Linked DNA regions of Homo sapiens: region 1 is linked to region 2. A link is an interaction called in ENCODE POLR2A ChIA-PET data of the cell type or tissue named here. Cell type or tissue: GM12878. All regions are shown on one strand.

Region 1 (5,000 bases), 190 kb after region 2:
GGTCACATCATGTCCTTAGTTCCTAGCGTGATGCTCCATGAATGTGTGTGGAATTAATGAAAAAGGAGCAAGGAGATGGACTCTTAATATTTCCCATATAAATATAGAACTGAGAACAGTTTTCAAATTAACTGCACCAATTAATAGAGGAAATGATGTATTGGGTTGTTCGTTGGAATGCTGAGTGGCTCATTAAAAAATGTAATGACAGGCAAGGATGAATTTCTGAAAAGTTCTGAGAAGTTTGCAGCTACTGTGTGAACACCACCTGGACTTTTCTTGCAGCCTTGTTTACCTGTGACTCTTTATTCCCAGGATCATGTGCAAAATGTATCTCACAAGCTAATACACGGAGTGGAGAAACACAAAGAGGCTAAAAGAGCTCTTGAAGTCTGGGACCTAGTGGCAGTAGGTTTCTTATATAAGCTTGGATGGTGCCTGCAGGCTATAGGTTGTTGCTTAGAGGATTCTGTCCTTAGAAACAGGGAACTGGCCAGCAGCAGGGAAGCACCCTTTTTGTTTTTAATTTCTGTTAATCAGATGGGGGAGTACGTTGTGTCTAAGGGGAATTTCACCTCCTGGTTTCTTCTGCTAGAATAATTTCCCTGTAATATCAGGAAATCCTATTTTTCCTTTTTCAGGAATGACAGAGGGCGAGTGGGTGATCTAGTAGATTGATTTAGGCCCAGCAACTGTGTGCCTCTGTGTAGGTTTTTGGCTGAGGGCCGCCCGGAAGAAAGGATGCTTGTTCACATTGCACAGAGGCACTGCGGATGGGCTTGTGGTGTCCTGAGGTTTGCGTTTCTTGAAAACCACCAGCCCGGTCCCTCCCCTGTTTCTCAGCTGGGCCCTTCCTGTGGTTCCCAATTCTTTTATTTCTCTCGTGTTAATTCCTTGCCGTCTGCCTTGCATAATGCATTTGTCTTTTTCTGTCTCCAGTGGCAGGGAATTTTGATCCTTGCTTCTTTCCTGTGTCTGTGGCTGCTTCTCAGGTTTGTATTCTAGAATTCACCCCCTCTTCTCTCATCCCTCTCTTCCCCAAGCCTCTACACACTTTCCAGGCCACATTGTTCCCAGATCTCTGAATGCCCTGGGAAGCTTGTGAAATGCAGAGTCCTGGGTCCTGTCCCTGGCGCGTTGATTTGACAGGCCTGGGGTAGGACTGAGATGCTGGTGTTTTTAACGAGCATCCCGAGACACTTGGAGAAACAGCTCTAGGAAGACGATTCCCAAATCCAGATGCTGCCTGTTCTCAGGGAGAAATCCTGCTTTCCAGCTCTGTGCTATGTATGTCCTTGGCACCTCAGCTGAATCTTTCTGGAAGTAAATGCATCGCTATTCATGAAGGCCAAAAGGTGGAAACAACCCAAATTTCCGTTGACGGATGAAAGAGCAAACAAAATGTGGTCTCTCCATGCAGTGGAATATTATGCAACCTTACAAAAAAAGGAAATTCTGACCCATGCTGCTGCATGGGTGAAACCTGAGAATGCGCTAAGCGAAACAGGCCAGACACAAAAGGACAAATGTCCTATGATTCCACTTACTCAGGTACCCAGAATAGACAACTTCACAGTAGGGACAATGGTGGTTACCAGGGACTGGGGGGAAGGGAAATGGGGACTTCTTGCTCAGTGGGCACAGTTCCCATTGGGAAGATGAAAAAATTCTGGAGGTGGACGGCGGTGATGGTTGGACAACAATGTGAATGTACCTAGTGCCACTGAACTCTACAGCTGAAAATGGTAAAAATGGTAAATTTTATGTGACATATATTTTATCACAGTTTTTTAAAAAAGCAAACACATGGGTCTCCTCCCTTTCTCCCTCCCCAACTAAACTCCCCATCCTGAGGCCTCTCTGCAGTTCACATAACCCTGATAAAGCCGAGGGAGAGGGCTTGGGGGACCCACTTGACTTATTTTTTGCACTTAAGCTGAAAGTCATGAAAATGCGGTGTCCTTCTTTCCCGGACTCTCTTTAAGAAGATTAAAGGAAACCACATTCATAAGCCACAAGGACACTCCTGGAAAATTCTTTGTCCTGCTCCCCAAATCTTTTCTGCTTCCGTTTGTCCTGTTCATTGATGGAACCCCGCTGGGAAGGACTGAGGACTGGGCTGGAGTTCTGCTGGTATAAATCACCTTGGAGAGGGGATGTGGGGACAGAGTCTTGACCATTCACAGCTGATTGCATTTTGTCTTGTGCAGAGAGAGCAGTAGGTGCCCAGAGAGAGAGGTCAGGGGGGAACCTTCCTCTGGATAATTGCACGACTTTCCCTTTAGCAGCCGCCAATGGGAAGGGGCCCCAGGCAGAGGCTGTCACCTGGCTTTGCTGAGGTCTGATCTCTACCCTGCTCCAGGCTTCTAATACAGCCATTCTGTGACATGGAACCCAGCTCTTGTTTGAAAAGCCACTAGAGACCAGGTTTGGCCATACCAGTGTTTCATCATTCCACGAGCTGGTCTGGAATGCCAGCTTCCTCTTAGCTGTGAATTTGCTTGTCTGGACACAGGTGGAGTGATGCCACTCTTTTCTGCCAGAACCTTGAGGTTTTAGAATGTGACTTCTAGGACTTCTAGGCTGGGTTCAGTGGCTCACGCCTGTAACCCAAGCACTTTGGGAGGCCAAGGCAGATGGATCACTTGAGCCCAGGAGTTCAAGACCAGCCTGGGAAACATGCTGAAACCCCATTTCTACAAAAACGAAACAAAATGAGTATCCAGGTGTGGTGGTGCATGTCTGTCATCTCAGCTACTCAGGAAGCTGAGGTGGGAGGATGAATTGAGCCTGGGAGGTTGAGGCTGCAGTGAGCCATAAGGGCACCACTGCACTCCAGTCTAGGTGACAGAAGGAGACTCTGTTTCAAAAAGAATGTGACTTCTAAGTGGTTCTTGTCTGAAACCAGGCTCTAGTAAAGTCCTGCCGTTCTACATAATACATGGTAGCAATTTCTCAGTTCACCCAGGACATCATTGGTGATTGTGACTCAAAAGTAGCCACATGGAACTGGGTGAATTACATGAAGGCCTGAGTTAAACAGCCTCCTAGGCTGGGCGCCTGTTTCCTATGTGGGCTGGGATCACTGAAAATAAGATTCTGAGGTGTTACCTGCTTTTATTACTGTAGGAAGGAAAGTCAGGCTTTCAGACAGAAATCATGTAGGCAGATAAGAACCAAACTGAGCCTTCAGTATCAATGAATGTGCCCTGTGGGCCCTTAGCTCAAGATATCCACTGTTCAGTTTAAGAGGGTTTGGGGTTGCTCCCGTCTGTAATCCCAGCACTTTGGGAGGCTAAGGCAGGCGGATCATTTGAGACCAGGAGTTCAAGACCAGCCTGGCCAACATAGCAAAAACTCATCTCCACTAAAAAATACAAAAATTAGCTGGGCGTGGTGGCACATACCTGTAATCCGAGTTACTTGGGAGGCCGTGGCAGGAGAATTGCTTGAACCCAGGAGGCGGAGGTTGCAGTGAGCTGAGATTGTGCCACTGCACTCCAGCCTGGGTGACAGAGCAAGACTCCGTCTAAAAAAAAATAATAATAAAAGAGTGTAGCCACGTGGGCATTTTGAAGCCAGTTCCGAAGTTGTCTAAAGATCTTGTTTAATCATTTCCTTTTACCTACCACACAAACACTCCTTCGAACAAGCACATCTGAGAACTGAATGTATTTTCACTACTGTGGCTGCAAGCAAGTCAGGCAGAATCAGACTCTTTGCCAAGGGAACTTGTGGTCTTGCTGCCAGTGCCACCTCCGGGACCCCCCTACGAATTCAGTGCTTCCCAAGAGTCACCAATGACAGGAGATTTCATTCTGGCCACTCCTGAATGAATCACAGGAGCGGCTTCTGCAGGAAGTGGTGGGGACACAAATGTACAAGCGTGGCATTTTCTGGATTCCTGTGAATTCATTCTGTAGGGAAGACAGTGCCAATGCATGCAAATGAATGCAGATCGACAAGCCTGGAAAAGCCTTAATTCAGCAGAGCACACACAATTGATTTCTCATTTCTTCAAGGCGGTCCCTGCTCTGCTAAGAAACGGAGACTGGAGGAGGGAAAGGACTCGGCTCTGGGAGGCTGTGCAAAAGACTCAGATTCTCAAGCAGGGTGGTTTGACCTCCACTTTTCATTCTTGCAGCACTTACACGGGATGCGGAATTTTAGTTTGCATTCAGTGGCCTGCTTTGTTGTAAATATGCTCACATTTTTCTTCATTGGTATCTGCCTAGCTCCCAATTTAGTATGCTCTGGGTGACGGGGAATCTGGGTTTGGGCAATGGAACGTCTGTCTTCCTCTGCCTTTATGGATTACCATGCAGATGTGGGAGTCAGCTCAGTTACTGCTGACCTGGTAGGGCTGGAGGCCAGAGGTTTTCAACTGTGGCAGCAAATTGGAATCTCCTGGGGAACTTTAAAAATTAATATCCATGGCCAGGCACAGTAGCTTATGCCTGGAATCCCAGCACTTTGGGAGGCTGAGGCTGGACAGTCTCTTGAGCCCAGCAATTTGAGACCAGCCTGGGCAACACAGAGAGACCCTGTCTCTACAAAAAAAAATAATAAATAAACAAATTGGTCAGGTGTGGTGGTGCATGCTTGTGGCCCCAGCTACCTGGGAGGCTAAGGCAGAAGGATCGCTTGAGCCCAGGATGTTGAGGCTGTAGTGAGTGGTGATCGCTCCACCACACTCTAGCCTGGGCAGCAGAGTGAGACCCTGTCTCAAAAAACGAACAAACAAACAAAAAAACCACATATCTGGGTCCTCCTCCAATCCAGTTGGATCAGAATCTTTGGGTGATGCCCAGACATTGTTTATTTGTTTGCTTTAAATCAGTCCCTTGGGTGATTCAAATGTGCTGCAGTATGCAGAACCCATGGGCCGCCCAGAAGGATCGGCTCTCCTGGATAGACACGAGACTTTCTTTCCACTACAGTGATCATGACGATGAATGTATAACCTCTCGCCAAGCCAGCGGCATCTCCAGCAGTGGGGA
Region 2 (5,000 bases):
TTTATTATATTTATTGTTCTCTAATACAGACTCTAAGCCCATTATCAATCAATCCAAAAGCCTGTTATCTAGATAATTCTAGACAATGCAAAGTCCTTCATCTAAAATTGAAGCTCCTTGGAGATCAGGTCCCTGGTTACTTTCCCGTTCCTGTTATTTACCATAACAGGCTGGCCTCCTCCCGATTCCCTAAACACTTCTGAGTCTCCTCTGCTCCTTTTTTGTTTTTGTTTTTGAGATGGAGTCTTGCTCTTTTCGCCCGGGCTGGGCTCACTGCCACCTATACCTCCCCAGTTCGAGTGATTCTCCTGCCTCAGCCTCCCAAGTAGCTGGGATTACAGGTGTGCACAACCACGCCTGGCTAATTTTTGTATTTTTAGGAGAGATGAGGTTTCGCCATTTTGGGCAGGCTGGTCTCAAACTCCTGACCTCAGGTGACCCGCCTGCCTCAGCCTCCCAAAGTGCTGGGATTACAGGCAGGAACCACCATGCCCTGCCCCTCTGCTCCTTTGCATGTGCTGTTCTTTCCATCTGGAATTTTCTCAGTCCTTCTCCCTGTCCATCCAGGTCCCCAGGGGTTCAAATCAAGTCCTCTCTACTCTGAGAACATCTTCCCAGTCAAGCCTCTGAATTCCTACAAGCCTTTGTTATATTAAATAATTCTCTGTTATCTAACTTTCTCTGAAGGCATCTGTTTCTGCAACTGGATTGCAAGCACCTTGTCTAGTGTGATGCTTATATATAAGAGTAGTGTTAGTACACTGCAGGTGCTCAATAAATACTGCAGATTATCCTTTTTTTTTGAGATGGAGTCTCGCTCTGTCGCCCAGTCTGGAGTGCAATGGCGTGATCTTGGCTCACTGCAACCTCCGCCTCCCGGGTTCAAGCAATTCTCTGCCTCAGCCTCCCGAATAGCTGGGATTACAAGCGCCCGCCACCATGCCCGTCTAATTTTTTTGTATTTTTAGTAGAGACGGGGTTTCACCATGTTGGCCAGGATGGTCTTGAATTCCTGACCTCGTGATCCACCCACCTTGGCCTCCCAAAGTGCTGGAATTACAGATGTGAGCCACTGCACCTGACCAGATTAGCCCATTTCTAAGCTACTTGTGGCAACATGGTCCTCTATGCGTTTAGGAAACTGTTTTTTTTCTTTGCATGTTTCCCCTCACCCTCCCCAAACAAAGCCATTTAGAGACCAATGGACCAGACCTTGCGTAATCTCAGTGAGCCTGTGAGCATCCCAGATTGAACAGAAATTCAGCTGTAGACCTAGGAGATGTTTATTATCCTCCCTCCTTCTTTTGTTGCTTTTCACACACCTCTGTGCTCGAAAAGAGTCACCTGGTATATGAACTCTACACAGATGCTTGGACTCTTTTGTCCTTTTAACCTAGCAAGGGAAGGAGTTGTAAAGGATAAAGACTTCTTTTTATTACCTTTTAAAATAAATGAAATCGGCCGGGCATGGTGGCTTACGTCTGTAATCCCAGCACTTTGGGAGGCCGAGGCAGGCGGTTCACTTGAGGTCAGGAGTTCACGACCAGCTGGACCAACATGGTGAAACCCCGTCTCCACTAAAAATACAAAAATTAGCTGGGCGTGGTGGCATGCGCCTGTAGTCCCAGCTACTTGGGAGGCTGAGGCAGGAGAATTGCTTGAACCTGGGAGATGGCAGTTGCAGTGAGCTGAGATTGCACCACTGCACTCCAGCCTGGAAGACAGAGCAAGACTCTGTCTTAAAAAAAAAAAAATTAAAAAAAATAATAAAATGAAATAATCTTTCATTTTAGTTATGGAGTTTGAGGAAGAGTGAGGCCTTCCTTACAGAGCTGGGGCCAGCTGTGTTTATACTGAACATCAGGGCCAGGACCTAAGAATGGTGACAGGTGTGGGTGGCCACAAGGTATAGGCAAGAGGTCACAGACTCAGATACCTGCATGGCCAGACATGTAGCAAACTGGGCGGGTGTGAAACAGTAGCTGTGGGTGGGACCAGAGGTGGAAGTACATGATATTTAAGCTTCCTGAGCCCTTACTTGCTCAGGCCTCTGGAGGGACCCTAGCAATTCTGTATTTATAATTTCAATTTATTTTACTTAGAGAAGTCACTCCAACTAATATAAGCTTCAGGCCCGATAAAACCTATCTTTGCCCTTGGTGGAACTCTGGTACCCAACATGCCCTGGCCTAAGTTAAGTTGGATCATTTGGCCTCAAGTGATGACAGCTAATCAGAAGTGTTTCTAGGGCTTTTGGTTTTTCCAGAGCAGGAGGAGTCCAGATTTTTGTATGAAATCTCTGACATTTTAAATGTTGGTAACTTACAGCCAGGCACGGTGGCTCACACTGTAATCCCAGCACTTTGGGAGACTGAGGCATGTGGATCATTTGAGGTCTGGAGTTCAAGACCAGCCTGGGCAACATAGTGAAACCCCATCTTTACTACAAATACAAAAATTAGCTGGGCATGGTGGCACGTGCCTGCAATCCCAGTTACTTGGGAGGCTGAGGCAGGGGAATCACTTGAACCCAGGAGGTGGAGGTTGCAGTGAGCTGAGATTGTGCCACTGCACCCCAACCTGGGTGACAGAGTGAGACTCTGTCTCAAAAAAAAAAAAAAAAAAGTCGGTAACTTAAAACAAAAAACCACTGTGGCCAAACAAGTTGTGTGTATATATAGCAGGGAGTGAACTCGTGGACTGCCAATCTGTGACTTCTGGTTATTTGAGTTCAGAGGAATTACAGAATTGCCAAATTCTGTCATTTGGCTCCATGGCAGGGTCTACCTGCCCTGTGTCCTCTGCCCGTTAGAACATGTTTGGATAGGTCTCTGCCAGGGAGCTTTGATCTTTTCTGTGGCTGCAGCCAACAGCCAGACATCCTCTAAATGTCAGCCACTAGTCACAAGGACAGAAAGCCGACTGAGGGTGCGGGTGGACAAATTGGTGTAAATTCATTTCCACAGTCGGCAAAGCCAACCAAAGCACGTGGTCCACTGACAGTGATGTGGCAGCAAAGTCACTTGAACATGTGAAGACAAAGTGGGGTGGCTGTTGTTCTTCCCGGGCACTGATTAATCATGTAGGTGGGTAACTGTGTCGTGCTCCTCCGGAGGGCTGCAGCCAATGAGTTCAGGGGAGATTTATATAACTGCTCAGACGGAGAGGAAGTCACTTCCCTCTAGCTCCCAAATCCACTTGAGGCCACACACCCAGGCTTTCATAACTGCAGGCTTTCTACCTTGTGAACACTCCTCAGAAACTGCAAAGGGCCCCCAATTAAAGGAGTGACTTCTGTGTGTCATTTCATGTATAGAGCATGATGCTTCTTCTAAAGCTCCCGGGATGACAGGGGACATCAGATGGGGCCACAGGCTGGTATTTGGGGCAGAACGCAACTGTCAAGGATATTGGGGAGAAAGACGAGGCTGATAAGAACAAGGGATTTCGAGTGACAGCCTGTGGGCGTCCTTCCGTTGTCAGCTCAGATCGGCCATAAAGCTGCTTTGAGTGGCTGTGTTTCCATTGCTAATTAGCATGCCGTGGGAGCTGCTTTGCCATAGAGAGGTTTCAGGGCCTGCCGCATGGTTTTTTTTTTTTTTGAGACAGAGTCTCACTCTGTCGCCCAGGCTGGAATGCAGTGGCCCAATCTCGGCTCACTGCAACCTCCTGGGTTCAAGCAATTCTCCTGCCTCAGCCTCCCAAGTAGCTGGGATTACAGGTGCACACCACCACGCCTGGCTAATTTTTGTATTTTTAGTAGAGACGGGGTTTCACCATGTTGGCCAGGCTGGTCTCCAACTCCTGAACTCAAATGATCCGACCGCCTCGGCCTCCCACAGTGCTGGGATTCCAGGCGTGAGCCCTGATGCCCAGCCTGCTGCTTGGCTTCTAAGTAACTAGCAGGATCTGCGGTGGTGGTGAAGCGTGCTTTGCATAAGGCCAGAGCCTAGGGATCTGTTGTATAAACTCCACTTCTGCTTCTGACTGGGGGGGGCGCAATTGCAGAACATTTAAGAGAGCATCCCCCTTCCTGCCCCCCCATGCATGGACTGCTTCTGGAAAGGGCCTATCAGAACCCCCCCCCCCCCACAAAGGGGGCTATTTATTTATTTATTTATAGACGGAGTCTCGCTCTATTGCCCCAGCTGGAGTGCAGTGGCACAATCTCAGCTCACTGCAACCTCTGCCTCCCAGGTTCAAGCAATTCTCCTGCCTCAGCCTCCTTAGTAGCTGGGATTACAGGCGCACACCACCACGCCCAGCTAATTTTTTTTTTTTTTTTTTTGGTATTTTTAGTAGAGATGGGGTTTCACCATGTTAGCCAGGATGGTCTCTATCTCCTGACCTCATGATCCGCCCACCTTGGCCTCCTCTCGAAGTGCTGGGATTACAGGTGTGAGCCACTGTGCCCGGCCAATTTATTTATTTTTTTGAGACTGACTCTCACCCTTGCATCCAGGCTGGAGTGCAGTGGCAATATCTCAGCTCACCGCAACCTCCACCTCTCGGATTCAAGCGATTCTCCTGCCTCAGCCTCCCAAGTAGCTGGGACTACAGGCTCCCACCTTCTTGCCCAGCTAATTTTTGTATTTTTTAGTAGAGACTGGGTTTCACCATGTTGGCCAGGCTGGTCTCGAACTCCTGACCTCAAGTGATCCGCCTGCCTCAGCCTCCCAGTGTTCTGGGATTATAGGTGTGAGCCAGTGCGCCTGGCCAAAAAATCTATGTAGTTGCAGAAAAAGCTGCAGGTTGGGCATGGTGGCACACACTTGTAGTCCTGGCTACTTAGGAGGCTGAAGCAGGAGGATTACTTGAGCCTAGGAGTTCAAGTCCAGCCTGGGCAATATAGCTAGACCCCATCTCTTAAAAAAAATACAGAAGTTAGCCAGGCATGGTGGTGGGTGCCTATAGACCCAGCTAATTGGCAGGCTGAAGTGGGAGGATCCTTTGATCTCAGGAGGTTGAGGCTGCAGTGAGCTGTGATCATGCCACTGCAC

Evidence for each region. ChIA-PET counts read pairs that join two places held together with the same protein. Peaks named below come from ENCODE experiments on the same cell type or tissue, not always from the same donor. Only the 100,000 strongest peaks of a DNase experiment are listed, where the experiment ranks them.
Region 1: POLR2A ChIA-PET joins it to region 2 with 9 read pairs; 2 of 35 experiments call an interaction of 5 or more read pairs at or near these places.

Annotation. Positions count from the first base shown.
Region 1 is chr10:12,506,884-12,511,883 of GRCh38, forward strand. All of the region lies in intron 1 of CAMK1D (calcium/calmodulin dependent protein kinase ID), which reads left to right. Among named protein-coding and RNA genes, the nearest start is that of MIR4480, 69 kb to the right of the region's middle. RefSeq lists an enhancer at 2,568-2,617. In GM12878, no CTCF peak of the experiment used is centred here; a DNase peak (open chromatin) is centred at 2,838.
Region 2 is chr10:12,319,887-12,324,886 of GRCh38, forward strand. No RefSeq gene overlaps it. Among named protein-coding and RNA genes, the nearest start is that of CAMK1D, 27 kb to the right of the region's middle. RefSeq lists enhancers at 3,137-3,637, 3,638-4,138. In GM12878, no CTCF peak of the experiment used is centred here; no DNase peak of the experiment used is centred here.